Linked DNA regions of Homo sapiens: region 1 is linked to region 2. The links are chromatin loops, found by intact Hi-C in ENCODE. Cell type or tissue: endothelial cell of umbilical vein. All regions are shown on one strand. Links, peaks and the distances in the headings refer to the core of each region. The heading gives the core; the rest is flanking DNA. Region 1 has its middle 38 kb from the start of TNFRSF9. Region 2 has its middle 9.6 kb from the start of TNFRSF9.

The links. A loop is a pair of places that touch in the nucleus more often than their neighbours do. Peaks named below come from ENCODE experiments on the same cell type or tissue, not always from the same donor. Only the 100,000 strongest peaks of a DNase experiment are listed, where the experiment ranks them.
Region 1: it touches region 2 in a loop (4-fold over the local background); 9 of 110 quality-filtered maps call a loop at or near these places.

The regions. Positions count from the first base shown.
Region 1 is chr1:7,894,719-7,910,600 of GRCh38, forward strand. It overlaps a transcript of UTS2 not described here. Among named protein-coding and RNA genes, the nearest start is that of TNFRSF9, 38 kb to the right of the region's middle. In endothelial cell of umbilical vein, for the core only: a CTCF peak has its summit at 8,206 (motif pointing left); a DNase peak (open chromatin) is centred at 8,193; H3K27me3 peaks cover 289 bases.
Region 2 is chr1:7,942,478-7,958,359 of GRCh38, forward strand. No RefSeq gene overlaps it. Among named protein-coding and RNA genes, the nearest start is that of TNFRSF9, 9.6 kb to the left of the region's middle. RefSeq lists a silencer at 66-205 and enhancers at 11,320-11,429, 11,960-12,159. In endothelial cell of umbilical vein, for the core only: no CTCF peak of the experiment used is centred there; a DNase peak (open chromatin) is centred at 11,764; H3K4me3 peaks cover 993 bases; H3K27ac peaks cover 1,171 bases.

The DNA of each region.
Region 1 (15,882 bases), core at 5,788-10,787, 51 kb before region 2:
CACCTGTGATCCCAACACTTTGGGAGGCTGAGGCGGGCAGATCACGAGGTCAGGAGATGGAAACCAGCCCGGCAACATGGTGAAACCCTGTCTCTACCAAAAACACAAAAATTAGCCGGGAGTGGTGGCACAAGTCCAGGAGTTCTAGGCTGCAATGAGCTCTGATCACACCACCGCATTCCAGCCTGGGCGAGAGAGCAAGACCCTGTCTCAAACAAAACCAAACCTGGAAGTTGTTTATAATCCTTTACTTATTTTTTGCCTCTATTATTTTTTATATCTGTCCAGATGTTTAATTTGTATCTTCTTCGTCGGCTTTGTGCATAAGGACAGCATATGACTCAATTTGTCGGTTAAAATTAGGCCTAGGCCTGGCACGGTGGCTCACACCTGTGATCCCAGAACTTTGGAAGGCTGAAATGGGTGGATCACTTGAGGCCAGGAGTTTGAGACTAGCTTGGCCAACATGGGGAAACCCTGTCTCTACTAAAAATACAAAAATTAGCCAGGCATGGTGGTGGGCATCTGTAATCCCAGCTACTCAGGAGGCTGAGGCAGGAGAATCCCTTGAACCCGGGAGGCAGAGGTTGCAGTGAGCTGAGATTGAGCCACTGCACTCCAGCCTGGGTGATAAGAGCGAGACTCCATCCCAAAAAAATAAATAAATAAATAAAAATTAGGCCTAAACTGAAAATGTCTACAGTGATCTTTTTTCCCCCTTAATCCTATTCCCTTTAACTCTTAGGGAACAGAGTGATTCAAAGCTGCTGTGCTTAGTGCAGGAGAAAATTCTCAGGACTGAAAATCTCAGTAAAAGGAAGATGAGGAGTGCAGGCTTGTTTTAAAATCAGTAAATTGTCAATTATTAATTGACAGATAACTACCATCTGACGTGATGGAAACTGAAAAATCCTCCTTCAAAATAAGAGCCAAACAAGAGCTTGAATTGCCCAATCTCAACTTTTTACTCAAAAATCGCTAAAGTTCATTCAGGAATTTCATTTTGTAACTGAAATAAAAGAGTTGGATATGCTTCATGGGATCTGTGTATATTGAAAAAGCAGTTTTATGAATTATTGATAAAACTCTATTTGAGTGATTTTCACTTCCAAATTACATGAGGTTTCTGCTTCTACATTTTCTTAGTCCCGGCATATTTGAGGATATGCGTCAAGCCATTATGGTACAAAGTCTGGGTTCTCTCCATTTTCCAAGCCAGTGCTGGATATGCTAAACCCTAGATGCAACATGCACCTTTATATCAGTACTTGAGATAAATGACAGTCTGTGTTTCTGTCATCAGACAAGATAACAGAAGTAAAGGGAGCAAATGCCACATCTCCCTTTCAAATGAAAATGCTCCTGAAAATGCTTCCCAAGGAAAATATTATCAGTGTAGAGTAGAATTGTTTTCTAGGTGTTATTTGAACTTCAATATCTCAGTTAAGCTCAAAAACTGTGTTTTCATTTTTTCTGTAATTAGATACTTGAGTTCTCAAAAGTGATATTGCAGATAAGTGGGGAAGGGATGTTTATCCATGAAAAAAAAAAAAAGTGTCCCTACCTCACACCAAACATAAAAATCAGTTCTAGATGGATTAATTAAGACAGAGGTTAAAACTTCATCAAATTAAACCTAAACCCAGATGGCTTTACAGGTGATTTCTACCAAACATTCATGTAACTGAGCATTAATCTTATAATATTGAAGTATAAATTATAGGCTTTGAATACAATTTTAATATTTGTGTGTGTATGTGTGTGTTGTTCTTAGTGGAAAATGAAATGTTCCTGAGGAAGTCTTTAAGAAGTTTTAAAATGTTATTCCATATAGGTTTAGAAAAATAAATTATTTTATTATGTAAAAATTTTTATAATATAGTCACTGTAATATCTGATAAGATTTTCTGTGCCAGATGCTAGACTTTTTTCAATTTTTCTTTGACAATTAGGTTCATCAGAACCTGTATATTGAAAAAGAAGCTTTTTTTTTTTAAGACAGAGTCCCGCTCTGTCTCCCAGTCTGGAGTGCAGTGGTGCAATCTCAGCTCACTGCAACTTCCACCTCCCAGGTTCAAGCAATTCTCCTGCCTCAGCCTCCCCAGTAGCTGGGACTACAGGTGCGTGCCCCCATGCCTGGCTAATTTTTGTATTCTTTTAGTAGAGATGGGGTTTCACCATGTTGGCCAGGCTGGTCCTGAACTCCTGACCTCAGGGGATCCACCCACCTTGGCCTCCCAAATTGCTGGGATTACAGGCATGAGCCACTGTGCCTGGCTGAAAAAAAAAAGCTTTATAAATTATGTATAAAATTATATTTGAGTCATTTTCACTTCCAAATTACATGAGATTTCTGTTTCTACATTTTCTTTGTCTTGGCATATTTGATGATGTGCATTGAGTCATTATATAGCTTCTAAGAATCTGTTTACTTTTTACTATGTTAACAATGAGTTCTTGGGGATATTCCTGTTTGAAAATCACTGTACGTGTAGTAAATCTATTTCTGGGATCTCCATTCCCATTCCATTGGTCAACTTCTTTTTCCTTCTGCTGATACCACACTTTGTAAATTACTACATCTTTTAATGCTTGTTTATCTGGTAGGGAAAGTCCCTGTATCCTATTCTTGTTTAGGAATGACTGGGCTATTCTTCACCCTTTGCTTGTTTATATAAATTTTAAAGATTTTAGAGTCATATTGTCAAGTTCCTTGAAAATCCCTGTTGAGACATTTATTGAAACTGTACTGACTCTATAAATCAATTTGGAGAGAAAGATATCTTTACAATATGGAGGCTTTCTATCCATGAACATATTATGTCTCTCCATTTTTTAGGTCTTCTTTAATGTCTTTCATTAATGTTTCATAATTTTTTTTTGAGACAGAGTTATGCTCAGCCTGTTGCCCAGGCTGGAGTGCAATGGTGCGATCTTGGCTCACCACAACCTCCACCGCCCAGGTTCAAGCAATTCTCTTGCCTCAACCTCCTGAGTAGCTGGGATTACAGGCACCCGCCACCACGCCCGGCTAATTTTTGTATTTTTAGTAGAGATGGGGTTTCACCATGTTGGCCAGGCTGGTCTCGAACTGCTGACCTCAGGTGATGCACCCACCTCAGCCTCCCAAAGTGCTGGGATTACAGGCATTAGCCACCGTGCCCGACCATGTTTCATAATCTTTATATATGTCGCATCCTTCTTTTGGTAGAGCATTCCTAGGTACCTTCTGGTTTTGTTGTTACTATGCATTGTTGCTAATAGGTTACAAGTCAACTGATTAATGTACATTAATATTATGACCAACCATCTTGATAAACTTCTCTTGTTATTTCTAGTATTCTACAGATTTAGGGTTGTCCATGTATACAACCATGCCATCTGCAAATAAGAATGGTTTTGTTTCTTCCTTTGGAATCTTCAAAATTTAAATTTCTTTTTTCTTGTCATAAGTTACTGTCTAGAAACCCCAATACATGTAAAATATAAGTGGCGATTGTTTTGTCCAAACCTGTGGCTGGAGTTACCCCCAAAAGTGGAGGCAGGGGAATTCCCAAAAAGGAGTACCGCAAGCTGTCCTGAGATCAGGCCAGTTAAATTTACAAAGAAAAAAAGCACTAAATGCCAGCCTGGAAAAAAGCATTTATTAGGGGAACTTATATACCGAGAACTGCAGAGTACCCTCAAGATGGACAGAGAGAGAAGGGGTGCTCTGACCAGGTATCTCACAGCAAGGGGGCTCAGAATATAGAGTTTTGTTTTTTGTTTTTTTTTTGAGACGGAGTCTCACTCTGTCGCCCAGGCTGGAGTGCAGTGGCGCGATCTCGGCTCACTGCAAGCTCTGCCTCCCAGGTTCATGCCATTCTCCTGCCTCAGCCTCCCGAGTAGCTGAGACTACAGGTGCCTGCCACTACGCCCGGCTAATTTTTTTGTATTTTTTAGTAGAGACGGGGTTTCACTGTGTTAGCCAGGATGGCCTCGATCTCCTGACCTCGTGATCCACCCACCTCGGCCTCCCAGAATATAGAGTTATATGAAGGTTTGGTCCAGAGCTAGGGACAGTTTTTTTCAAGTAAACCTAGATACTTTCATCAGTGCCTGGAAATGTTCAAGGCCCTGATTTGGGTTCAAGCCTGTTGGACAAAACCTATACAGTTGGCTGGGTTACTGTATTAGTCCATTCTCACACTGCTATAAAGAAATGCCTGAGACTGGGTAATTTATAAAGAAAAGAGGTTGAATTGGCTCGAGGTTCCATAGGCTGTACAGGAAGCATGGCTGGGGAGGCCCTGGGAAACTTACAATCATGACAGAAGGTGAAGGGGAAACAGGCACATCTTACATGGCCAAAACAGGAGGAAGAGAGAGAGGAGGGAGGTGCCACACACTTTTTAACAACCAGATCTTGTGAAACCTCATTGACTATAATGAGAACAGCATCCGCCCCATGACCCAATCACCTCCCACCAGGCCTCATCTCCAACATTGGGGATTACAATTAGACAAGAGATTTGCTGAAGACACAGATTCAAACCATATCAGAGAGCAGTCAAGGCAATCTGATTTTCGGTAAGGACACAGAAAGAAAACAGAGGCCTGAGGGACCCTACAGCGATCGTGACCATCTTTATCCTGTTTCAGCTCATAAGTAAAACACTTTCAACATTTTCTCATTAAGAATAATGTTTACTTTGAGTCGATGCAGTTAGGTGTTTTAAAAAAATAAAATAATAATGTTTACTAATTTTTTTCTTTAGATATCCCTTATCAGTTAAGGAAGTTCTTATCTAGTCCTTTTTATTTTTTGAGACAAGGTCTCACTCTGATGCCCAGGCTGGAGTGCAGTGGCGTGATCATGACTCACTGCAGCCTCAACCTTCCCAGGCTCAGGTGATCCTCACACCTCAGCCTCCTGAGTAGCTGGGACTACAGGCACGAACCACTGCACCTGTCTTTATGATCTTTTTTAAACACTGTTAGATTTTGTTTGTGAACTATATTAACGTAAGAAGTTATCCCACAATTTAGTGTCTTGAAACAGCAAGCATTTGTTATAACATGTTTTCTCAGGAGTCCAGGAGTGGCTGAGCTATGTAGTTCTGGCTCAGGGTCTCTCAGGAAGTTGTGGTCAATGTGTTGGTCAGAGCTGAAGTCATCTGGAAGCTTCACGAGGGAAAGACCTGCTTCCAGGCTCACTGTGTGACTGTCAACATGTAGGCCTCTCAGATACAGCAATTGGCTTCCTCCAGAGACAGCAATCGCAGAGAGAGCGAGAGTGTACCCAACCCGGAAGCCACAGACTTTTTATAACCTGGAATCATCAGATGCAAGTCACTCCATGCTCAAGTGGAGGAAAGCTTAGCTCCACTTCCTGAATGTAGAAATATCAAATGAATGGCCAGGCACAATGGCTCACACCTGTAATTCCAGCACTTTGGGAGGCCAAGGCAGGAGAGGATCACTTGAGCTCAGGAGTTCAAGACCAGCCTGGGCAACATAGTGAAACCTCTTCTCTATAAATAATTTAAAAATTAGCCAGGCACAGTGGTGCATGCCTGTATTGCCAGCTACTCAGGAGGCTGAGGTGAGAGGATCACCCGAGCCTGGGAGGTGGAAGCTGCAGTGAGCCTTGATTGTACCACCACACTTGGCCTGGCGACAGAGCCAGAACTTGTCTCCAAAAAAAGAAAGAAGGAAAGAAGGAAGGAAGGAAGGAAGCGAGCAAGGTAGGTTAAATAATGTGTGGGCATGAAACACCACATTAATATTTTGTTTTGGCCAGGTGTGGTGGCTCACGCCTGTAATCTCAATACTTTGGGAGGCCAAGCCAGGTGGATTACCTGAGGTCAGGAGTTCGAGACTGGCCTGGCCAACATGGCAAAAACCCCATCTCTACTAAAAATACAAAAATTAGCCAGGCACAGTGGTGGCTGGCGCCTGTAATCCCAGCTACTCAGGAGGCTGAGGCAGAAGAATTGCTTGAACCAGGGAAGTGGAGGTTGCAATGAGCTCAGATCATGCTACTGCACTCCAACCTGGGCTACAGAGTGAGATTCCATCTCCAAAAAAAAAAAATTGTTTCATGTTTTTGCCTCTTTTTCTTTTACTGTCCTTGCCTGGTTTTAGTATCAAGGTTACACTGGCCTCACAGAATACCTAGGAGAAGATAAACCACTTTCTTCTATTCTCTGGAAGAGTTTTTATAAAATAGGAATGATCCACTCCATGAAAGTTTAAGAGAACTTACCTGGAAAGTCATCCAGGTCTAAGTTTAATTTGACAAAGATTTTTACTTCTGTTTCAATTTCCCTAATCATTTTATGACTATCCATACATTTTCTTTCTTCTTAAGTCAGTTTTGGTAAGTTACGTTTTTTCTAGGGAATTGGTCATTTTGTCTGAGTTTTCAAATGTATTGGCAAAAACCCGTTCATAGTAGTCTGTTATCGCATGGTAAGCTTTCATTCTACATAGATTAAGTAATGGAGCTTGGATGTGAAGCAGGCTATTGGAAGACTACTGCAGTAATCCAGGCCAGAAATAACACAGGCATGAATTAGGACAGTGAGAGTAGGATGTGAAGAATGGATTGGATTCTAGAAATACACACTGGGATTTGTTGTTTCATTAAATGTGGGTGGTGAAAGAGAGGAAAGAGTCAAAAGGTACTAATCTGATGTCTGCCTTGGAGAGGAGGTGGAAGGAGCTGCTTTATGGAGGAAAATGTTAGCATTTACTGTAAAGGTTTCCATTCATTGAGGTGTTCTATGGATCAGGCACTGTGCTACTTGCTTTATATGTATACATGTATATGCTATATACATATGTATGTATGTAAATATATACATACAGCTGCTATATACTTGGATGTGTATATATATTCATCTATGTGTGTGTGTGTGTGTGTGTGTGTATATATATATTTATATTCTCATTTAATCCTCACAAAAAGCCTGTAAGGTAGGTGCTATTGTCTTCATTTTACAAATGAGGAAACGGACTTCGTGTGAGGAAATGGACTTCGTGGAGGAGATGGTTCAATCCAGTGCCACCAAAACAAAAACCCTCGGCCAGTTTGGAACATCCTGGGTTTGAGATGCCTGTGAGGATCCACACAGACTGGCCCAGCAGATCACGGAACGTGTGAGGTCTGTAGGGAAAAGCATTTGAGAAAGAAGGAACAGCAAACTCCAATGTCCTAAGCCAGAGAAAAGTTTAGTGGATTCAAGGAGCAGAAGGAAATCCAGCGACCCTAGAGGGAGTGGGTGCGAGGGAGAGGGTGATGGATGAGGTGGGAGAGAATGACCGGGGTGGCTGAGAGCAGGGCTGGACTCAGCGCTGGTAACACCAGGCTGGGAGGGAAGCTTTGGGGCTCTGTGGCTCTGGGTAGGGAGGACTGCGGAGGGTGGCAATTCCCCACCAGCTCCTACAACAGGGTCTGGGATCAGACACAGCCTTTGGGCTCCAGGCTATCTCTGCCCCCGGGTGAGGGTTATACAGACCTGACTCCTTCAGGGAGAGTTTTGTCCTGATGGGACCACCCTGCTTTTTTGTATGGAAGTTAGAAATTATCTTCTCTCTGGGCTCTGGGCAGATTGCCTGTCTCCTCAACAGGGAAGGGGTGATTCTCTGGGGGAAAGCGGGAAGTCGGGGAAGTTCTGACAATGTAGTCATTTTGGTAAAGACTCTGAAAATCATTCCCATTCACATCACAGGGGCCTAAAGATGGCCTGGGTCGTCAGTGCGGCTTTTTCTATACTTCCACTCCCCATACATTTTCTTTCTTTTGGCGACTTGCACATCATTGTTGGACTATTAAGTTATGGGGGAAGGGCGTCCCTACTAAGGAGCCTCCTAATTCTTTTTGTTGTTGTTAATCTAATTTTTTATAGGGACGGGGGTCTCGCTATGTTGGCCAGGCTGGTCTTGAACTCCTGACCTCACGTGATCTTCCCACCTCGGCCTCCCAAAGTGCTGAAGAAGTGAGCCAGCTTCCCCGGCCAGCGCCTCCTATTTCCTTCCCTTTAATTAGGCGGCACGTTAGCCTTTAACAGAGGCGGGCCACTGGCGGCGTGGTTTCAGGTAAGTCGCTGAACCTCTTTAGCCATCTCCTTCCCATCCCTGAAGAAGAGGCCTAAATTAGAGAATGCGGGGTTCCTTCCGCGCTCAGAGCCTTCCCTTTGATCCCGAGGGAGGCCTGCGCGCTGGTGGTGTCTACTGCCCTCTTGTGGTAGAGCGTTTTTTGTTCTCCAGTTTACTGTCTGGCTTTTCTCCCTCCCTCCCTCCTTCCCTCTTCCCCTCCTTCCCCTCCTCCCCTCCTTCCCCTCCTTCTCCTGCTTCCCCTCCTTCCCCTCCTTCTCCTGCTTCCCCTCCTTCCCCTCCTTCTCCTGCTTCCCCTCCTTCCCCTCCTTCTCCTGCTTCCCCTCCTTCTCCTGCTTCCCCTCCTTCCCCTCCTTCTCCTGCTTCCCCTCCTTCTCCTGCTTCCCCTCCTTCCCCTCCTTCTCCTGCTTCCCCTCCTTCCCCTCCTTCTCCTGCTTCCCCTCCTTCTCCTGCTTCCCCTCCTTCCCCTCCTTCTCCTGCTTCCCCTCCTTCCCCTCCTTCTCCTGCTTCCCCTCCTTCTCCTGCTTCCCCTCCTTCCCCTCCTTCCTTTTTTTAATTATTAATTAATTAATTAATTTATTTATTTATGAGACAATCTCGCTCTGTCGCCTAGGCTGCAGTGCAATGGCGCAATCTCAGCTCACTGCAACCTCCCTTTCCCGGGTTCAAGCCATTTTCTTGCCCCAACCTCCGGAGTAGTAGCTGGGATTACAAGTTCCCGCCACCATCCCTGGCTAATTTTTGTATTTTTGGTAGAAACAGGGTTTCACCATGTCGGCCAGGCTGGTCTCGAACTCCTGGACTCAAGCGATCCTCCCACGTCGGCCTCTCAAAGTGCTGGGATTACAGGCATGAGCACCACGTCCGGCCTATTGTCTAATTTTTAAATTCCTAAGGAAATCCAAAAGATTGGGGGTTGCAGGAGTAGAAGCTTGCACAGGAGTGTCACATAGCTACATTTAAGTGTCAGGCTTAGCAATAGCAAGAGAAGGGAGGGAGGGAAGAAATGAAGAGCCACAGCCCCTTCAGAATGTGAGAGCTTTCATCTTTCCCATGAAAATAAACTGATACTTTGTTTTTACTTAACCAGTACTTCAAATTTGGATTTCAAAAACGAACTTCATGTGTTTTATTACCCGTCTGATGTACCTTCCACACAAGGGTTAGGCGAAAGAAGTTTGTTGCCCATAACTGCTAAAGTTAGAATTTTAGGGTTTTGTGATTTTAGAAATTTAGATCTTAGAATAATTTTTTAAAAATAAATTTATCTTACAATATTTTTTCATTGATTTAATTATAACCTAATTTTGGGGGAGTTCTAATATAAATTTTTATCTTATACCTGGCTTTTAAGGAATGTGTCTAATGAAAAGTAAAGATGGCCGAGCACATTATTGGCACTTTGGGAGGCCCAAGGCGGAAGGATAGCTTGAGCCCAAGAGTTTGAGTCCAGCCTGGGCAACACAATGGGACCAGGTCTCTACAAAAAATAAAAAAAAAAAAAAATAATAAGCTGGGCATGGTGGCGCATGCCTGTAGTCTCAGCTATTTGGGAGGCTGAGGTGGGAGAATCTCTTGAGCCTGGGAGGTTGAGGCTGCAATAAGCTATGATTGTGCCACTGCACTCCAACTTGGGTGACAGAGCAAGACTCCATCTCGTAAAAAAAAAAACAACAAAAAAAGTAAAGACGTGTAGTCAATTTGTTTTTACTTTGATTTTAGAATATATTCTGATTATTGCTGTTTATTACTTAAATAGTTACGTGTTATGCAATATTTATGTGTTATTAAGACATGGAAAAGGGGCTGGGAGCAGTGGCTCACGCCTATAATCCCAGCACTTTGGGAGGATGAGGCAGGCAGATCACCTGAGGTCATGAGTTCAAGACCAGCCTGGCCAACATGGTGAAACCCTGTCTCTACTAAAAATATAAAAATTAGCCGGGCGTGGTGGTGGCGCCTGTAAACCCAGCTAATTGGAAGACTGAGGCAGGAGAATCGCTTGAACCCGGGAGGCAGAGGTTAGAGTAAGCCTAGATCGTGCCACTGGACTCCAGCTTGGGTGACAGAGTGAGACTCTGTCTCAAAAAAAAAAAAAAAAAAAAAAGCCCACATAGAAAGGGGACTTAAAGGATAATTTAGTGAATACATGCATATCCACTGCCCAGCTTAGAAAATAAACATTGCCAACACAGCTAAATACCTCTGCGATGGTTAATTTCACCTGTCACCTTGGCTAGGCTATAGTACACAGTTTTTGGTCAAACATCAATCCAGATGTTGCTGTGAGGGTATCTTTTTTTTATGTGTGATTAACATTTCTTTTTTCTTTTTTTTTTTTTTGAGACAGAGTTCGCTCTTGTTGCCCAGGCTGGAGTGTAATGGCGCGATCTTGGCTCACTGTACCCTCCACCTCCCAGGTTCAAGCAATTCTCCTGCCTCAGCCTCCTGCGAGTAGCTGGGATTACAGGCATATGTCACCACGCCCGTCTAATTTTGTATTTTTAGTAGACACGGGGTTTCTCCATGTTGGTCAGGCTGGTCTTGAACTCCCGACCTCAGGTGATGCCCCTGCCTCGGCCTCCCAAAGTGCTGGGATTATAGGCGTGACGCCGTGCCAGGCCGTAATTAACATGTATTAGGTTGGTGCAAAAGTAATTGCGGTTTTTGCCATTAAAACTGTGGCAAAAACTGCAATTACTTTTGCACCGGCCTAATAAATCAGTAAACTTTGAATAAAGCAGATGGCCCTCCACAGTGCAGGTAGGCCTCTTCCAATATGTTGAAGGCCTCAAGAGAAAAAGACTGCAGTGTTCCAAGGAAGAGGGGAATTCTGCTTCTAGATGGCCTCCAGGCTTAATACTGCAACATCAGCTCTTCCCTGGATGAAATGAACATCTTTCTTCAGTATTTAAGGACAAGTTGTATTTCTTCCTTGGTGAATTGTTTCTTATTTTCTGGTGGTTTCAAGGTCAGCAGGAATGTAGGGTTTGTTGAGGTTGGGCTGACGGTTTCCTAGGGAAAGGTGGGTGATTGGTTTTACATTTAGCTCTCTTCTTGGACATTTCGTAGTGATGAAGTGGGGCAGTGTCTTGCCGGGTGAGGGGTGTCTGGGGGGCTTGTCTTGCTGGGCACACGGGGGCCTGAAGGGCTCCTTCACAGCCAGTGGGTGGGTGGGGGTCGGGAACACACGGAATTCTTTCCAGGTGAGCATCTTGTTTTGAGGAACCAACTGCTGCTGTAATATAATGTTGCCTTTCAGTCTTGAGGCTTTCACTTGGCCAGCAAGTACTTCTTTCAACACCCATAGAATTGCATGAGGTGCATGGGGTTCTTAATAGGGGCAGCTCCTGTTTTCATAAAATTTGTGAAGAAGCATTTCATGATAAGTGGAGTAAATTATACTAAATATTGAAATGGGAATCAATTTTTCTAAACATTCCTTTCCATGTTCCTGCAAAGATGCTGGTTTCACTTGCATTTGAATCAAGGCACACACCTTTCCTTCGTCCATACAGCCAGAGCCTCTGCCACAGGAACTGGTGAACGTCTTAACTGTTTATCTCACTTTATAGCACAGCAAGAAAGAAAGAAAGAAAAGAAAGAAAGGAAGAAAGAAAGAAAGAAAAAGAGAAAGAAAGAAAGAAAGAAAGAAAGAAAGAAAGAAAGAAAGAAAGAAAGAAAGAAAGAAAAGAGGGAGGGAGGGAGGGGAAACTTCTAAGATCATTCCAGATTTTTTTTCTTGACTTTACTCCCTACTACCCCCTTGAAATTCATACTTGCACACAGAAACTCTTCAAACTTCCTGTCTTGAGTACAGGCTGGACAGAAAACTATAGAGAGATATCAGCACCATGAATGCCAATATCAACACCAGTACTAACCCAACACCAACAGTGAGAACACCAATATGGATGCCGGTACCAACCCAACAGCAACACCACGAACACGGGCAGTAGGAGGAAGGTCCAGGATGCGAATTCAAAATATTGAACACCAGTTAACTTAGCCAAAGAGTCTCTAGTGAAGCTGTGATCAAGGAGAGTATGTGCCTGGTATCTATAAACATCCCATCATTGCAATCAGAGAGACACATACGATCATTATTAGCCTTTGCCACTGAAGCTAAAATAATTATTGAAAGAGTATGGGCTGCACGCAGTGGCTCACGCCTGTAATCCCAGCACTTTGGGAGACCAAGGGGGGAGGATCACCTGAGGTTGGGAGTTTGAGGTTGGGAGCCTGGGCAACATAGTAAGACCCCATCTCTACCAAAAATACAAAAAAATTAGCCAGGTGTGGTGGTGCGCGCTTGTAATCCCCGCTACTTCAGAGGCTGAGGCGAGAGAATTGCTTGAACCTGGGAGGTGGAGACTGCAATGAGCTGAGATCGTGTCACTGCACTCCAGCCTGGGTGACGAGAGACTGTCTCAAAACAAAAACAAAAAATTGTGAGTGGTTGATCTTATAAACTAGTAGATTTAAAAAGTGAAAGAGTGTGAGTGGAAGCAGTCTGACTGTCCTTAGGTGTCAAGAAATCAGGTTATGCCAGGTACAATGACTCAGGCCTGCAATCCCAGCACTTTGGGAGGCTGAGGCGGGAGGATTTCTGAACACAAGGAGTTTGAGAGCAGCAGGGCATCATAGCAAGACTTCATCTTTACAAAAAAATTTAAACATTTTTTTAAATTTAAAAAAATTTAAAAATTAGAAGTCGTAGCTACTCAGGAGGCTGAAGTAGGAACCCAGGAGTTCAAGGCTGCAGTGAGCTATGATCACACCACTGCACTCCAGCCTAAGCAACAGAGCCAGACCATGTCTCTAAAAAAAAAAAAAAAATTAGCGACCACAACAAAATGTAAATAACTAACTGACAGTGAGCTTCTGAGCATTATGTCAGAGATTTTTTGTTTTTTAGACTCCCTTAGGCCCCTATTTCAACAACTCCAAACTCAGAGTAGGAGGAAAAGAAATACACAATTATCATTCCTTCCGGAATACTAAGTTTTCGAAGCCTCAACTTCACAGGTAGTTGTTTACCTTTTAAGATTATGGCTAGTAGGCTGGGCACGGTGGCTAGCACCTGTAATCCCAGCACTCTGGGAGGCCGAGGCAAGCAAGCAGATCACCTGAGGTCAGGAGTTCAAGACCAGCCTGACCAACATGGTGAAACTCTGTCTCTACTAAAAATACAAAAATTAAGCCAGGAATGGTGCTCATGCTGTAATCCCAGCATTTTGAAAGGCTGAGGCAGTGGATCACCTGAGGTCAGGAGTTCGAGACCAGCCTGGCCAACATGACGAATCCCCATCTCTACTAAAAATAGAAAAATTAGTCAGGCATGGTGGTATGCACCTGTAATCCCAGCTACTCCGGAGCCTGGGGCAGTAGAATCACTTGAACCTGGAGTCAGAGATTGCAGTGAGCCAAGATCACACCACTGCACTCAGCCTGGGTGACAGAGTGAGACTCCGTCTAAAAAAAAAAAAAAAAAAAAGTTAGCCAGGTGTGGTGGTTTACACCTGAAATCCCAGCTACTTGGGAGGCTGAGGCAGGAGAATTGCCTGAACCTGGGAGGTGGAGGTTGCAGTGAGCTGAGATTGCATCGCTCCGGCCTGGGCGACAGAGTGAGACTCTGTCTCAAAAAAAAAAAAAAAAAAAAGGGATCATGACTAGTAAACTAAGACCACCCCTAGAAGCCAGTAGAACCCAGTACTGGTCAGATCAGACACCAGCTACACAAGCTTGAGAGGCCACTTCTCCCCCTGGGCCTTGACTTCTATTTCCCCTCTGATTTAGAAATTTTGTGGCTCTGCGTCATTGATTGGTATGTAAATTGGCATATATATTACTCTGTTCTCATGCAGCTAATAAAGACATAATTGAGACTGTAATTTATAAGGAAAAAGAGGTTTAATGGACTCACAGTTCCACATGACTGGGGAGGCCTCACAATCATGACAGAAGGCAAAGGAGGAGCAAAGGCACAATTTTTTTTTTTTTTTTGAGACGGAGTTTTGCTCTGTTGCCCAGGCTGGAGTGCAGTGGCATGATCTTGGCTCACTGCAACCTCCACCTCCCAGGTTCAAACCATTCTTCTGCCTCAGCCTCCCGAGTAGCTGGGACTACAGGTGCGTGCCACCACACCCAGCTAATTTTTGTATTTTTAGTAGAGACTGGGTTTTACCATATTGGCCAGGCTGACCTTGTGATCTACCCATCTCGGCCTCCGAAAGTGCTGGGATTACAGCCGTGAGCCACCATGCCTGGCCTCAAAGGCTTATCTTACATTGCGGAAAGACCTGCCTCCATAATTCAATTACCTCCCACCAGGTCCCTCCCAGGACACACGGGGATTATGGGAGCTACAGTTCAAGATGAGATTTGGGTGGGGACACAGCCAAAGCGTATCAGCGTAGCTTTTTGAAAGTTAATTAAAAAATATTTTTTAGTACTGGGCTTACGCCTGTAATCCCAGCACTTTGGCAGGCCGAGGTGGGCGGATCACCTGAGCTCGGAAGTTCGAGACCAGCCTGGTTAACATGGTGAAACCCCATCTCTGCTAAAAATACAAAAATTAGCCAGGCATGGTAGTGCACCCCTGTAATCCAGCTACTCAGGAGGCTGAGAGAGGAGAATTGCTTGAACCCAGGAGGTGGAGGTCGCAGTGAGCTGAGATCGCACCACTACACTACTCCAGCCTGGATGACAGAGCAAGACTCTGTCTCAAAAAAAAAAAAAAAAGAAAAAAAAATTTAGGTCAAAAGAGGAATTTTATTTTTAAAAAGTTCTTAAACAGCACTATTTTATATTTTTTTTTGAGACGGAGTCTCACTCTGTCACCCAGGCTGGAGTGCAATGGCACAATCTCGGCTCACTGCAACCTCTGCCTCCCAGGTTCAAGCAATTCTTCTGTCTCAGCCTCCCAAGTAGCTGGGACTACAGGCGCCCACCACCACGCCCAGCTAATTTTTGTATTTTTTGGTAGAGACGAGGTTTCAACATGTTGGCCAGGCTGGTCTCAAACTCCTGACCTCAAGTGATCTGCCCGCCTTGACCTCCCAAGATTACAGGCGTGAGCCACCGCGCCCAGCCTTAAACAGCACTCTTGTGCCACAGAAGCACACACAGTACAGTCATTTTCATCTGCAAAGCATATGTATGTGTTAACCTTACACAAGCCATCCAGGAACTTGCCTTTTAAAAGTAACAGCGTGTTGTTTAAGGAGGATTCATTTGTAAAGCTTAATATATGACATTGCTGGAGTTCAAAATGAAGGCCTCAGAAGCAAGTTTTTCTCTAAACTTCTCCTGCCCTCCTGTCTCTGGCCCCTCATTCTCCCCGCAAAGGCTACCATGAAACATGAATCCCCCTTCCCCAAGGTGGGTCACAGAAACCAGAACCCCTTTTTCCCAAAGCCAGCCTTAAAACCTGAGAAGATTACTCTAACTCCCCCTGCCCGCCCACCCTGCCTTTCTTTGTAAAAACCGGCCATAAAGAAATTCTCTGACCTACCTTGTTTGGCTGTAGGTCACCAGGCTCCCATTCCAGAGAGGGTCCTGCCTCACACCCAGAAGGAATGAAGGCTGCACAGAGAGGCCAAGAAGGCCCTACACAGAACCCCCAGGGTCTCCCCACTCAGTCCACTAGCATCAGATCAGAGCCTTTTTGTCCAATCCTATCTCTACATGGCTGTCCATACTCTGTTGAACCTAAGCATAAAAATTGACGTCTGTATCTTTGGGTCTTCATTCTGAAGGCTCCCATGTAACATAAAACTA
Region 2 (15,882 bases), core at 8,662-13,661:
CCGCCTGCAGGCAGAGGGACTCGGAGATCAGGCCGCAGAAGCAGAAGAAGGCAGACGGGAAGGAGGAGGAAGGAAAGGAGCCTTGTGGCTTCGTGTCCGACCCTCCCGCCCTTGGCCCGCGTGCCTGGAGCCAGCCCCACCGCGCCCGCGTTTCCTCCCGCGGGACTTCCCTTGGCCCTGGGTCTGCAGCGGGTCCTGCCGAGCTTCCTTCCCTCAGGCAGCCTCTCTCTCCCTGGCCACTCTCGGGGGTGAGGGGGGTTACCGGTTCCCAGTGATTTTTATTCCCTTTGCTCTCTCACGCCTCATGTTCCCCATTCTCCTGCCTCAGTTGTGTAATCTTGAGCAAATTTCTCAACCTCCCTAACTCTGTTTTTGCAAGCACATCTTACAGGTGCAGTGACACCATACATCTTCCTCGTGAGTGAGGATTAAATGAGACGATGAGCATGAAATACTTAGCTCAATGCTTGGCACATAGTTCTCAAGAAAGTAGGAATTGCTATGATCAGACTTACTGGTTTGAAATGTTCCTTCCCTGCCTCCCACACTGACCATCAGTAGAGCCACCACAGGGCAAGTCATGACAGAAAAGGAGAAAAACGCATGAGCTGCCTGCAAAATGTGTTCCCAAATACTGACGGTCATCTGAGAGTTATCTTACCTGTGACATCTGTGGGATCCCTCCTTGCCCCACTTTGGCAGAAATTGGCTGAATGTGAGAGTGTCACACCATAAAAATCGGACTGCTGATCCCCTCCTAACACTTTGAAAGTCACCATCTAACCAAGTAATCTCCTTGTTTACATGTGGTACTCTGTTTAACATTGCAGTGTGACATTTAACTGGGCCATATTTCATTTAACTAAATGCTACTCACTAGTCTACGTTTTGGACATTCTGTAGGCAGAGACATTACTTCCTCTGAAAGTGACATATTTAGTTTCCCAGCACAGTAATTAGCTCACTATTTCAGGCTTTTATGCCAGTAACATAAGAGTCTTTACTGAGCTAAAAGAGTCTCAACATTAGTTTTGCCAGCCCACAGTTAAACAAAGTCAACCACTTCAGAATTCTGCTACTGAAGGCTATGCTCAACTTTACTCAGGCGTTTAAAAAATTCATGGCTGGGAACAGTGGCTCACACCTGTAATCTCAGCACTTAGGGAGGCTGAGGCAGGAGGATCGCTTGAGCCCAAGAGTTCAAGATGACCTGGACAAGATGCCCAGACCCTGTCTCTACAAAAAATACAAAAATTAGCTGGGTGTGGTGGCATGTGCCTGTGGTTCTAACTACTTGGGAGGCTGGGATGGGAGGATTGCTTGAGCCTGGGAGGTCGAGGTTGCAGTCAGCCATGTTTGCACCTGTGCACTCCAGCCTGAGCAACAAAACTAGACTGTCTCAAAAAAAAAAAAAAAAAGAATTCATGTTACTGCATGCATTTTTGTGTGGTATAAAATCATCGTAGTAAGCTAAGTCAAATTATATAGTTAACCAGATATACATACTATCTAAGCTAGCCAAAGGTGTAATACTCTTTTGGTATAATTTTCATTTGCTTTATAACATGTATCATATTGCTTTATCCATTGTAGCCCTGTAATCTTTCAAATGCAACAAAAGCTTTTTCTATTCCATAAAACCATCTCAAACTAAATCAGAGATGACCCCGACAAGACAGCAACACTTTAGCAGTATTAATAATATTAATAATATGTTTCATCCATCCTAAGCAGTATTAATAATCTGTTTCATCACATCCTAAGCATCTCATTCTAAACCAAGAAATAGGCCGGGTGCAGTGGCTCATGCCTATAATCCCAGCACTTTGGGAGGCTGAGGTGGGAGGATCACAAGGTCAGGAGATCGAGACCATCCTGGCTAACATGGTGAAACCCCATCTCTACTAAAAATACAAAAAAAAATTAGCAAGGCGTTGTGGCAGGTGCCTGTAGTCCCAGCTACTCTGGAGGCTGAGGCAGGAGAATGGCGTGAACCCGGGACACGGAGCTTGCAGTGAGCCCAGATCGTGCCACTGCACTCCAGCCTGGGCGACAGGGCGAGACTCCATCTCAAAAAAATAAATAAATAAATAAAATAAAAAAAAAATAAATAAATAAATAAACCAAGAAATAGATTTTATTTCATTTTGATTGACTATAGGTCTAATCTTGAATATCTCAAGCAGCTAAATACTTTGAGGCTAAATAGCATGAAGGCCCAACAATTCTAAACAGGATAAAGGAGACATTTAGAAAGAGAAAGCCCTCAAAATAAGCTTCCTATAAAATATTCTTCCGCCCTTCCAGGGCGCATCTTAGAGGGAATCTCTTCCGTGGGATATTCACTGTTTACACTTGTTTTCTGCCTGAAAGATCTATTCTTTCAAGATTCAGTGTCGCCACCCCTACTCCAAACACCCAAACTAGTAGTCACTATTAGACATACCTGGTGCTTGTGATGTCAGTAGGTGTTCTGAGGCCTGGGAAGGAGTAAATTGTTTTTAAACTTGGAACAAAGAAAATGAGCAGGAAATCAAAGAGGAAGGAGGCAGAGTAAGGAGAAGGAAGTACGAATCATAAGGAGAGGCGGGTGTCAGCAGCCATCGACTTTGCTCACCTTTCCTCCTTGTTCTGCCCTTTCTCCAGGTGGCATCCACTCATATGCTAAGGCTTATCAATAGTTGTCTCCAACTTCAGACCACCCCCAACACTGTGCAGTCCCCAGGACAAGAGTACAAACAGAGGCCTGCTTACCATGTGTCCAAATATTTAGAAATTGTTCATCAATCCAAATACGCTGTTAAGTATGTTCTGTCCAGAGCAGAGACACAAACACACAAACACAATGAACACAGAGCTGCGTCTGTGACTGGGTGTCTGGCGCACGGTGCTGGCATAGGGATGCATTAACTCGGCTCCATCTGCTCTCTGGACCCACACTGCCAGGCCTGGGTGAAGACTCCCCCACATCCCTGGATCCATGTCCTTGAAACTCCATTTGAGGGTGACACCGTGCTGTGAGAGTTGTGAGCTGTGCTGTTGCCTCCAAGAACGGCAGGGAGGGTGTGAGCCATAGAAGTACCAGGCAGACAAAAGGCAAGTAGATTTGTCAAATCCATCTCAGATACCAAGGGTGTAACAGATTCTTGTATAATCTATTATTATGCAAGAATATCACAGACAGTGGTATTTCCCTACAGTCCCAAGTATCCTTTTTTTTTTTTTTTTTGAGACAGGGTCTCACTCTGTCACCCAGGCTGTAGTGCAGTGGTGCAATCTTGGCTCACTGCAGCTTCTGCCTCCAGGGTTCAAGGGATTCTTCTGCCTCAGCCTCCCGAGTAACTGGGACTACAGGTGCGCACCACCTTGCCCAGCTAAGTTTTATATTTTTTTGTAGAAAGGGGTTTTGCCATGTTGCTCAGGCTGGTTATCCACTTGCTTGATCCAATTTATGGCCCACTTGGTGGTTTTGGAAGTTCTTGTATATTGCCATGGAATTCACAGCAGTTATGCACAAAGTCTGAGGAAGACTTTGTAATATTAAACAATTCATATTATTCTTGAATATGCACATATGTAATATGTAGAATAAGAACTGCAGCATTAATTCTTTACTAGAATCACCTAGGACTGAGACCCAGAATGACAATTTCAATTTTTATAAAAATATTTAAAACAATTTAAATTTCAAAAGATTAAAAATCTCAGTTCTTTAATAAAAATAAGTTTTAAATATTTGATATTTATCCACTATAATTTGTTTTTAATTCTAATACTTTTGGAACTTTTAGAAAAATGAAAAAACGAATGTAAAAACAAATTTAAAATTTTACATACTCAAATTCACACATTATATTAAATACATACAAATGCTGTATATGTTAAGTACAATTATATTTTATTTCTTAATCCTTTAAGTCATTACTGTCCAAACACAAATTATGCGAAATTATCTATTGTAACAAATGAAATGAAAGCAAAAAAATAAATTTTCTAGATAAAAATACAATTATTTATGAACTATGTGTGTCTTTTTTTTTTTTTGAGACGAAGTCTCGCTGTGTCACCCAGGCTGGAGTGCAGTGGTGTGATCTCGGCTCACTGCAACCTCTGCCTCCTGGGTTCAAGCGATTCTCCCCACTCAGCCTCCCAAGTAGCTGGGACTGCAGGTGTGTGCCACCACACCCGGCTAATTTTTGTATTTTTAGTAGAGACGGGGTTTCACCGCATTGGCCAGGATGGTCTCAAACTCCTGAACTCAGGTGATCTGCCTGCCTCGGCCTCCCAAAGTGCTGGGCTTACAGGCGTGAGTCACCATGCCCGGCCCTGTATGCCTTTATTTACCACTAATTTAAACATTTTCAGGTCATCAGAAAACATCTACACATTTGTAATGTTAGTTAAACTCAGTCATCTTTGCCAACTTTGTTACATAAAAATAATTTGTTATTTAGTTACTTTGAAGACTTCTCTGTGAAGTAGAATATTCTCCTTGCGCTTGATTTGCCACTTTTAAATATTCAGACATGGTGTGTGGGCCCCATTTCTATACTTGCTCCAGGCCCCAAAAGTGTTAGAGACAGCGCTGAGAGACACACAGTTGGTAGTCAATAAACCTTTATCAAATGAACAAATAAATACATGGATTTGTTCACTCCAGTCCTGCGGTCTGCCTGTCTCTTCATGACCTAATGTTTTAATTTCACTCTCTTCCTGGGGAAATCATTCTGGCATGCAGACCCCAACCTGAGCTGTCATTGTCCTTTCTCAGGTCTCATGTAAAATGCTTTTCTGATCACGGCTGACACTGGCCGAGGGCTTACTATGCGCAAGGCACTGTTCTATGTATTTACAGAAGTTCCCACAATTATACCTTAGGACAGCCTTTGTCCCTGTTTCACAGGTGAGGAAACAAGGGCACAGAGAAGCCAGGTAGCCTGCCTGGTGTCACCTGGCTAGTAAGGAGCCGAGAAAGGATTAGAAACTCGGCTGTCTGGCTGCAGAGCCCATGCTCTTAACCAGACTCTTAACCTGCCTGTGCCCAAGGCCCCATTCGCTTGTGGGTCCTATGCTTGTGGAGCCCTCAGAATAGGATTCGTAATTCATAAAATATATTACAAAGGATTACAAAGGAAACCAACTGAATTGAAATGTCCCTGCCAAATATTTTAAAAGCCAATTTGTGATGCACTAATATATGGACTTAACATGTATCTGGCATAATTTCAAATTAATCATGAATCAAAATGGTATTCTGGGATATCTGCAAGAACTGTAATGTGATATGAAGATGACTTTCAGTACTATTGGTCCCAAGCCATGAGTACTGTTCCTTCAGCTATGCTTTGTGAATTACTATATTCCAAATGGGAAGAAATGTTAGGTTTAGATTTCCATTAGAGGTTAGTGAAACTAAAGATGTAATTTAAATCTAAGTTCACAGACTCCCTGATTTTTATCTGTGCACCTTTGAGCATCTGTGGACCTCAGGGTCACAACCCCTGTATGAAGTCTCCTTGCTGTCGCTCATGCGCTTAAACAGTTTGAGCTCTGGGAACTTGCTCTTACTCCAAGAGCAAGCTTCACTTTGATTATTTCTCCAGATGCTGTCATTGTATCTTAAGGCAAAAACTCTATGTCATTTCTGTCCCTCACCATCCTCACCAAGATGGCACATGTTTATGGTGTATCACATTCTGTGGTCCATTCCTCTGGTCCCTTCAACGCTGAATTTAAACAGATTGCGACTACCACTAAATAAATGTTTTCTAATAACAAGAGCTAATACTTATGGGTGGCTTCCTGCATTGCAGATGTTATGCTAAACACTTTAAATGTTTTATTTAGTCTCAGAAGACAGATTTTGTTCCTTCTGAAGAGGCTAAATAAAATATTTAAAGTGTTGAGCATAGGCCGGGTGCGGTGGCTCATCCCTGTAATCCCAGCACTTTAGGAGGCCGAGGTGGGCGGATCACCTGAGGTCAGGCATTTGAGACCAGCCTGGCCAACATGGTGAAATCCCGTCTCTACTAAAAATACCAAAATTAGCTGGGCATGGTGGCGTGTGCCTGTAGTCCCAGCTGCTTGGGAGGCTGAGGTGGGAGAATCACTTGAACCTGGGAAGTGGAGGTTACAGTGAGCCGAGATCACACCACTGCCCCTTAGCCTGGGCAACAGAGTGAGACTCTGTCTCACAGATGCACACAAAAAAAGTGTTGAGCATAACATCTGCAATGCAGGAACTCCATGAGGTAAGAATTATTGTTACTATTCTAATGTGAAGAAACAGAAGCCAAGGGAGTTCAATTCCTGAGACAAGGATTAAGGGCAGCATTTGAGGGTTTACTCCAGGCCAGTGTTCTAGCTTTACCTATATTCATTCATTTAATTCTCATAGTGACCCTGTGAAGTACACAGGTTCTGTGATCCCTGTTTTATAGATGGGGAACATGAGGCATGAGGGGTAACTCATTTGTTCAAGATCACTTAGCTAGCATGGGACAGAGCTGGGCTTAAATCCAGACAGGCTGGACTCAGAGAGCGAGAACAGGCTCTCCCACCACACCATACTGCCACATTTAAGGAATGGAGACACCAGGGATGGAATTGGACGCTGTCTCATTCCAAAGCTACCTTAACATCTGGCCAAGAGGTATGACTAACATAGGAGCTAGCTGTAATGGCACATTCCTGTGAATTAGTAAAAAGATGTGTTGACTCAGCAACCAAGGGTAAGACTGTCAATTCCGTGGTTTAAGAGCTGAGTTGGAAACCACATCAGAGCTCGTCTACATGAATGACTACCAAGAAACTGACGATCAATTTAAACTTTGAGAAATGTGATGAAGAGCAGAATTGACAGCCTCATAGTAGTCAATTTTTGGAGGAAGTTAGACTAGCTTAAAATAAGAGCACGTAATCAAAAACCATTAAGTAAACACGGGCTCTTTATTTTTAAATTCGGATGGCGAGAGATAGTTGCTACATGCCGTTAAAGGGAAAACTAGTCTTTGGGGTGCAGGTGACAACTGTGATCAAAGCAGTATCACCCCAAGAGGCAACATTATCCTGAAGTAACATAACTTTGTACCGAAGGCCAGCTTCTGGCTGTGGGGTACTAGCTCCCCGTCCCTAGCGTTCACCTTAACCCTTGGGAAGGAAAGTACTATTAAAATTAAGTAATATACAAATTCATCTCAACTACTGTCAATTAACATTCTAGTGTCCTTATTCAACAAATCAAAAGCAAGGCAACACCAGGAGATGGATTTTGTTTCCTTCTGAGCTTTTTAATGGTGATCAGCATTTTCTACCAAATAATTCCACTCACAAGTCGTTCTCCACAAAATCCGTCTCCTGTTCTTCTGTGTTTCCATTATAATGGAAGATTGTTGGATAAACCATTAGTTTTCATAAGATTTTTTTTCTTCAGTTAAGTATCACCATACTAAATAAGTATCACCACACAAAATAAGAGTTCCAACTGTCCCTGTGTGTAAGTTATAACTACTCCATATATATGCCTATAGGGTCTGTTGCACTCAACCTCAAGCAATTTCCAAGTTTCATTATTATTATCATTAGATTACTCTCTGTCCCTTATCAATTCAGTAAATTTAACTCAACAAGCATTTATCGAATGTCTAATGCAAATCTGCACATTTTCTAACCCATTTACTTCTCCTGTTTTGCATCCTACCACTCCCCTCTAGCCTGACTTGTTTTCAATTTTTAAATTTTTATTTATTTTTGAGATGGAGTCTTGCTCTGTCGCCCAGGCTGGAGTGCAGTGGCACCATCTCGGCTCATTGCAACCTCCGCCTCCTGGGTTCAAGCGATTCTCCCACCTCAGCCTCCCGAGTAGCTGGGATTACAGGCACCTGCCATCATGCCCGGCTAATTTTTGTATTTTTAGTAGAGATGGGGTTTCACCTTGTTGGCCAGGCTGGTCTGGAACTCCTGACCTCAGGTGATCCGCACACCTCGGCCTCTCAAAGTGCTGGGATTACAGGTGGGAGCCACTGCACCCGGCCACTCCCTCATCTTATTTGGGTTTTCTCCTCAGAAAACAGCATTCTTTGACCAGTGTCTAAACGAGCACCCTCCCCCCACCATTATTCTCCATCTTCTCTCCCTCCTTTGTTTTCCTTCATAGTACATACCACCACCTGGCATGCTATTTATTTGTGCTTTTGTTTACTGTCTGTCGTTTCCCCATGGAACATAAGCTCCATGAGAGGGGACACTGTTCACTGCTGCATCCCTGGCACCCCAGAGCACTCCTGAGAACACACAACAAGCCCTCCATAAATAATTGTGGAGTGAGTTTTATTGTCTTGTATGGCATATATAGATAAAGTGCCATCCCAACAGTTTTCCCAGCCTTGAGTGGAAGGAAGAGGTTACACAAATAACTAAGGCCACACAGCCGTACAGATTCTATAATAGGAGGGCAAAGTGCTACGGGAATAGAGAAAGTTTCCTGGAGGGATTGGCAGTGTAACTGGGTTTTCCAGGATGGGTAATACATTGAAAGGCTGATAAAGGCCGGGTTCGGTGGCTCACGCCTGTAATCCCAGCACTTTGGGAGGCTGAGGCAGGTGGATCATGAGGTCAGGAGTTCAAGACCAGCCTGGCCAACATGGTGAAACCTTGTCTCTACCAAAAATACAAAAATTAGCCGGGCATGGTGGTGGGCGCCTGTAATCCCAGCTACTCAGGAGGCTGGGGCAAAGAATTGCTTGAACCCGGGAGGCAGTGGTTGCAGTGAGCCGAGATCGAGCCACTGCATTCCAGCATGGGCGACAAAGCAAGACTTCGTCTCAAGAAAAAAAAAAAAAAAAAAAAGGAAAAAAAGGCTGACATGGAAGCAGAGGTATTCCCGGCAGAAGGAAATGCTTTTGCCAAAGCACGAAGGAAGTGAAGTTCCAGGAAGTTCCCAGAACAGATAAACTGAGTGAGGGAGTGTTAAGAGGTACGAATGTGGAAGATAAGAAAGAAGGGATTTTTGAAGCACATTGTGGCAGGATTCAAACTTTTAATCCCCTACATAGCAGTCACTGCCAAATTCAGCAGATTCACAGAACTACAGACATACGAAAGGTCACCAGAATATAGTTCTCATCCTGAATGTAGCCACTGCTTACCAACCTCCAGAGTAGGTGGGCCTCAAGATAAGGAAGGGATCTCCCGGATACAGTAAAGGATAGGGGGCAGGGAGTCAGCCAGGAAAGTTTTGCTAGATTCAAGTGTCTACCGCTGGGTGGAATATGGATTTTGCCTTGCCCATTGACAGAAATACTGGTGTAACTCCTTGATCACTGTATGTCTCCAAAGCATTGGAATTTGAAAGCATTATGGAAACAGAATTAGAGAATTATAACAGGAAATAGTAAGGGACTCAACATTTCAACTCCTTTGAGCTTGTTTTATGTAAGATCTCACTAGGTCCTCACCAACCTCTGGGCAGGCATTGCTATTCACATTTGCAAGTAAGTTATCGTAAAGGCTTTTTGATAACCCCTGACTGAAACCCTAAGTAATGGGATCTTACTCTCACTTCAAGAAATAAGATCCTCTCCCTCTCCCTCTCCCTCTCCCTCTCCCTCTCTCTCCACGGTCTCCTTCCACGGTCTCCCTCTGATGCCGAGCCAAAGCTGGACGGTACTGCTGCCATCTCGGCTCACTGCAACCTCCCTGCCTGATTCTCCTGCCTCAGCCTGCCGAGTGCCTGCGCACGCCGCCACGCCTGACTGGTTTTCGTTTTTTTTTTTTGTGGAGACGGGGTTTTGCTGTGTTGGCCGGGCTGGTCTCCAGCTCCTAACCACGAGTGATCCGCCAGCCTCGGCCTCCCGAGGTGCCGGGATTGCAGACGGAGTCTCGTTCACTCAGTGCTCAATGGTGCCCAGGCTGGAGTGCAGTGGCGTGATCTCGGCTCGCTACAACCTCCACCTCCCAGCCGCCTGCCTTGGCCCCCCAAAGTGCCGAGATTGCAGCCTCTGCCCAGCCGCCACCCCGTCTGGGAAGTGAGGAGCGTCTCTGCCTGGCCCCCCATCGTCTGGGATACGAGGAGCCTCTCTGCCTGGCTGCCCAGTCTGGAAAGTGAGGAGCGTCCCTGCCCGGCCGCCATCCCATCTAGGAAGCGAGGAGCGCCTCTTCCCCGCCGCCATCCCATCTAGGAAGTGAGGAGCGTCTCTGCCCGGCCACCCATCGTCTGAGATGTGGGGAGCACCTCTGCCCCGCCGCCCTGTCTGGGATGTGAGGAGCGCCTCTGCTGGGCCGCAACCCTGTCTGGGAGGTGAGGAGCGTCTCTGCCCGGCCGCCCCGTCTGAGAAGTGAGAAAACCCTCTGCCTGGCAACCGCCCCGTCTGAGAAGTGAGGAGCCCCTCCGTCCGGCAGCCACCCCGTCTGGGAAGTGAGGAGCGTCTCCGCCCGGCAGCCACCCCGTCTGGGAGGGAGGTGGGGGGGGGGTCAGCCCCCTGCCCGGCCAGCTGCCCTGTCCGGGAGGTGAGGGGCTCCTCTGCCCGGCCAGCCGCCCCGTCCGGGAGGGAGGTGGGGGGGTCAGCCCCCCGCCCGGCCAGCCGCCCCGTCCGGGAGGGAGGTGGGGGAATCAGCCCCCCACCCGGCCAGCCGCCCCGTCCGGGAGGGAGGTGGGGGGGTCAGCCCCCCCACCCGGCCAGCCGCCCTATCCAGGAGGTGAGGGGCGCCTCTGCCCGGCCGCCCCTACTGGGAAGTGAGGAGCCCCTCTGCCTGGCCAGCCGCCCCGTCCGGGAGGGTGGTGGGGGGGTCAGCCCCCCGCCCGGCCAGCCGCCCCATCCGGGAGGTGAGGGGCGCTTCTGCCCGGCCGCCCCTACTGGGAAGTGAGGAGCCCCTCTGCCCGGCCAGGACCCCGTCTGGGAGGTGTGCCCAGCGGCTCATTGGGGATGGGCCATGATGACAATGGCGGTTTTGTGGAATAGAAAGGCGGGAAGGGTGGGGAAAAAATTGAGAAATCGGATGGTTGCCGGGTCTGTGTGGATAGAAGTAGACATGGGAGACTTTTCATTTTGTTCTGTACTAAGAAAAATTCTTCTGCCTTGGAAAAAAAAAAAAAAAAAGAAATAAGATGCTGGCTGGGGGCGGTGGCTCATGCCTGTGATCCGAAAACTTTGTGAGGCCAAGGCGGGAGGATCGCTTGAGCCCAGGGGTTCAATATAAGCCTTGGCAACATAGCAAGACCCCGTCTCTACTTCTCAGAAAGAAAACAAAAGAAATAAGATGCCATGGAAGGGATGGCAATAAGCGTTTTCCATAAACAACCCGAGAGAGAGAAACAGAAAACGCTGTCCAAGCTAAGCCTTGCTTCCACACTGGGCTTTGCAGATTTTCCAATGAGCCACCAACGAGGTGGTTAAAACATCAGAGACTGCATCCGATTCCCCAAGACACCAAGGCTCTCGGGATGGGAACAGGCAAATCGTCGTCGTTCTTTGCTGAGCCTGCGGGCTGCGGTCACCAGAACGAATCTGGGCCCAGCAGGTGCCAAGGGCTCGACCTCCCGCCTTGCATCCGGCAGGCCGCACACACCCCTCGGAAGTCGGCGAGATCGCTGAGGCAAAGCGACTCCAGGGCGCAGAGACCCACACGCGACGCTCTAAAGGAAGTGACCTTTAGGGGCTGTTACTCTCAGACCAGGCCCAGCAGCACCCGGCGCATTTACGTCGGATCTGACCCCTGCAAGCACCGGCGCGACCGCGCTAGCGGCTGGGAACACGCGACGGTCCCGCCCACTGCGACCTGACTCGGCCAATCCCGGGTGGCGCATGCTGCGGCCGCCGGAAGTGGACCTACGTCATGCAGGTCAGTCGGTAGGTTTCCGGCGCCCAGCGCCCCGTGGGAGTTGTGTCTGGTGGCCCACGCTGGGGGGGGGCTCTTCACACTGGTGGGCGCAGAGGCGAAGCCGTTCCCAGGGCCCCTCACAGAACTCGGTGTCAGAATTTCCCCCCTTGCACCAGCGCCGCCTCAAATGTCAGGGCTCGCCCACTCTTCTCCGGTCTCGCCGACATAACCTTTTGGGGGCTCCAGAGGGGAAATTTGCCGTTTCTGCCGGACCGCTCTAGAGCGTGCCTGAACCCGGCCTTTATGGGATGTTGACAGCTACGTTTATTCAGTGCCCCAGAGGCCTTCTTTATGCCCAGTAACTACAATTTAAATTCCTTCTCTGCTTCATTTTGTAGTCGTCTGGTGAATTTGACGTGAGAAATAAGATTAAAATAGGAATAAGAAATTAGTTGAAATCACATTGTAGAGTTCTGCAAATGTAAAATATTAATTTATAGCAATAAAGCAGGCTGTCAAATAACAGAGGATGAAAGCAGGATAATACTTGGTCAGAACCTGCTGTATGCCAGGGGCTGTGACAGATGCTGGGGATTCAGCAACCACCAAGACAAGAAGGTTCTTCCGGCGTTCACAGGACTAGGGGAAGACACAATAAATAACTAAAGGCAAAATGCTAGAATGATGCGCTCTCTCTCAAGATGAAATATAGAACATGATTTATTTTTTATTTTTATTTTATTTTATTTTGAGACGGAGTTTCGCTCTTGTTGCCCAGGCTGGAGTGCAATGGTGCGATCTAGGCTCACTGCTACCTCCGCTTCCCGGGTTCAAGCGATTCTCCTGCTTCAGCCTCCCGAAAGTAGCTGGGATTACAGGTGCCTGCCACTACGCCCGGCTAATTTTTTTGTATTTTTAGTAGAGACAGGGTTTCCCCATGTTGGCCAGGGTGGTCTGGAACTCCTAACCTCAGGTGATCCACCCGCCTCGGCTTCCCAAAGTGCTGGGATTACAGGTGTGAGCCACTGCGCCCAGCCGAGAACGATTTATTTTAGAGTGTTTACTTAATGAGATGCCTAATGTAAGAGTGACCCATGGAAAAATAATAACTTGGCAGCAGTTTTTTTTGCCGCTAAGATCAGGACAATTCTGAGGGGAGTTTTGTTTTGGAACGATGACCAGATGGCCATGGGTGGCTATTACTAACACTGTCAATGCCATTTCTCTGTTATTGCCTTGTGACCTCCACAGGCAGAGCAATATTTCATCATTAAAAGTTGCAACTGCTATGAGAAGCTACGTTCCTTGAAAACAGAGTTTTTGGCCAGGAATAGTTGCTTATGCCTGTAGTTCCAGCTACTTGGGAGGCTGAGGCAGGAGGATCCCTTAAGCCCAGGAGGTGGAGGCCAACCTGGGCAACATAGCCAGGCCCGGTCTCTAAAAATGAAATAAAACCGGCAGTTTCTTCCTTCGTACCTCCCGCAGTGCATAAAGAGTTGTCAAATGTTGAGTTAAAAAGGTAGTGGATAGGATGGGGCGGTTCTGCCTGGAAATTGGAGACTGAACTAGGAAGTGTCTTCGTTGTCAGTACTACAGCAGTATTTTTTGGTAAATGGTTTAATTTTTTGGTTTTATCTTATGAATGTGTGATGAGAAATATGCATGAACTATAGAGTGTCTTAAGTGTAACTGACTTTTAATATTGACAGTATATGGTGGGTAGAGTGTGAAATTTAGCATCAGAAATCTGAATTTGACCAAGACTGCAGGACCTTATACAGTCATTTCACCCTTCTGGACCTCAACCTTCACATCCGTGGAAGGAAAATTGTAACACCTGCCAGGAAGTCAATATATAAGGTCTAAAGATGATAAATGAGAAATAAAATATTAGCATACTGTTTCAAAATACTGATACACTACCAGAAGAAACAGTTGAAAGAGTTGAAAATACTTGCTTCTGGGGAGCAGGGCTGAGGGGAAGGACTGAGTTAGAGGGCTGCTGCTGCATGGATTCACTACTGCTCTGTAGCAAAACCTGGCTGCTACAGTTCACCGTTGGGTTGTAGTAACTCTGTTTCAGGTTGTTAGTTGTGCAGGTTGGCTAGGGCCGCTCTGTTCCACATGTTCATTCTGAAACCCAGGTTGAGGGAACAGCAGCAACTTGCCTGGGGGAAAAGCTCTTCCTACAGCAATTCAAAAGTAGAAGAGCACAACCTAATAATCAGGGCAGACTTTTCAAGGCTTTGTTACAGGTGTCTGTTAACATTCCATGGACCAAAACAAGGCCAAACCCAAAATCAAGGGACAGGAAGTAGACTCCACCCATGCAGGTGGAAGGGGAGTGACTATTTCTGAAAAATAATCCAATCTGCCGCAAGTAATACTTGACTTTTTAAAACTGTGCAGTGTATTCACTTGGTAAGAATTAATGCTGACTGTGGTCCATTTCAGGTCTTGATGGTGATGCGTATGTCTCAGGAATGTTAACTCCAGTTCATTCTCTCTGGCTCTCACTGCTGAAACATCTGTCATCTTTAGGCTATCGTGGCTGTCTCATGCTGTAGCAGACCAGGAGCAGGAGCATTGGTGACTCCTTTTAGGAGTTTACCACGGGGCCCGGGCTCGGTGGCTCACGCATGTAATCCCAGCACTTTGGGAGGCCGAGGCTGGTGGATCACTTGAGGTCAGGAGTTTGAGACCAGCCTGACCAACATGGTAAAACCCTGTCTCTACTAAAAACACAGAAAATTTAGCTGGGCGTGGTGGTGCTTGCCTGTAACCCCAGCTACTCAGGAGTCTGAGGCAGGGGAATCACTTGAACCCCGGAGGCAGAGGTTGCAGTGAGCTAAGATCATGCCCCCACACTCCAGCCTGGGTGACAGAGAGACTCAAAAAAAAAGTTTACCACGCAGACTGGATCAAAAAAGCCTGTCTTCTTTTGGTTTTCCTTCCATCTAACTGTATCCCTCCTTGGTTCTAGAAGCACACATCTGACCACTTGTCTTTCCTCTTTCTCTGTCATTCCTGTTTTCCACACTCCTTCACAGCTGCTTCCTTTGCAAATAGCCAAAAGTGAAGTCATTCCAGAACTCCTAAAAGTTTCTTCTTAAATGTCATATGATTAAAGACATTTCAGACTTTTGCACAAGTTCAGTGTTCATCAATTATTCACATTTTTTTTTTTTTTTTTTAGAGACACAGTCTCACTCTGTCATCCAGCCTGGAGTGCAGTGGCATGAGATCATGACCCACTGCAGCCTTGACCTCCTGGGCTCAAGTGATTCCCCCGCTGCGCTGTCAGCCTCTCAAGTAGCTGGGACCCATAGGCGTGTAATTTTTAAAATTTTTTGTAGAGACAGGGTCTTGCCATGTTGTCCAGGCTGGTCCCCAACTCCTGGGCTCAAACAATCCTCCCGCCTCGGCCTCCCAGAGTGTTGGGATGAGACACCCCGCACAGCTCCAATTTTTAAAATTAAATAAAATAACACACTCACCATCATTGTAAGAATCACATGAAATATACCAAAGTGCTTTGTAAACTAACAAAAAATTTATTTCTTGAAATAAATGTGGCCAGGTGCAGTGGCTCACAACTGTAATCCCAGCACTTTGGGAGGCCGAGGTGGGCAGATCACTTGAGGTCAGGAGTTTGAGACCAGTTTGGCCAACATGGTGAAACCCCGTCTCTAATAAAAATACAAAAATTAGTTGGGCATGATGGTGCACGCCTGTAGTCCCAGCTACTCGGGAGACTGAGGTACGAGAATTGCTTGAACCTGGGAGACAGAGGTTGCAGTGAGCCGAGATGGTGCCACTACACGCCAGCCTGGATGACAGAGCAAGACTCTGTCTCAAAACAAAAACAAAAACAAAACAAAGAAAATAAACGTGATTTTTTTTTTTTTTTTGAGACAAGAGTCTCGCTCTGTCACCCAGGCTGGAGTGTAGTGGTGCGATCTCAGCTCACTTCAGCCTCCGCCTCCCAGGTTCAAGCAATTCCCCTGCTTCAGCCTCCCGAGTAATTGGGACTACAGGTGCAAGCCACCATGCCCAGCTAATTTT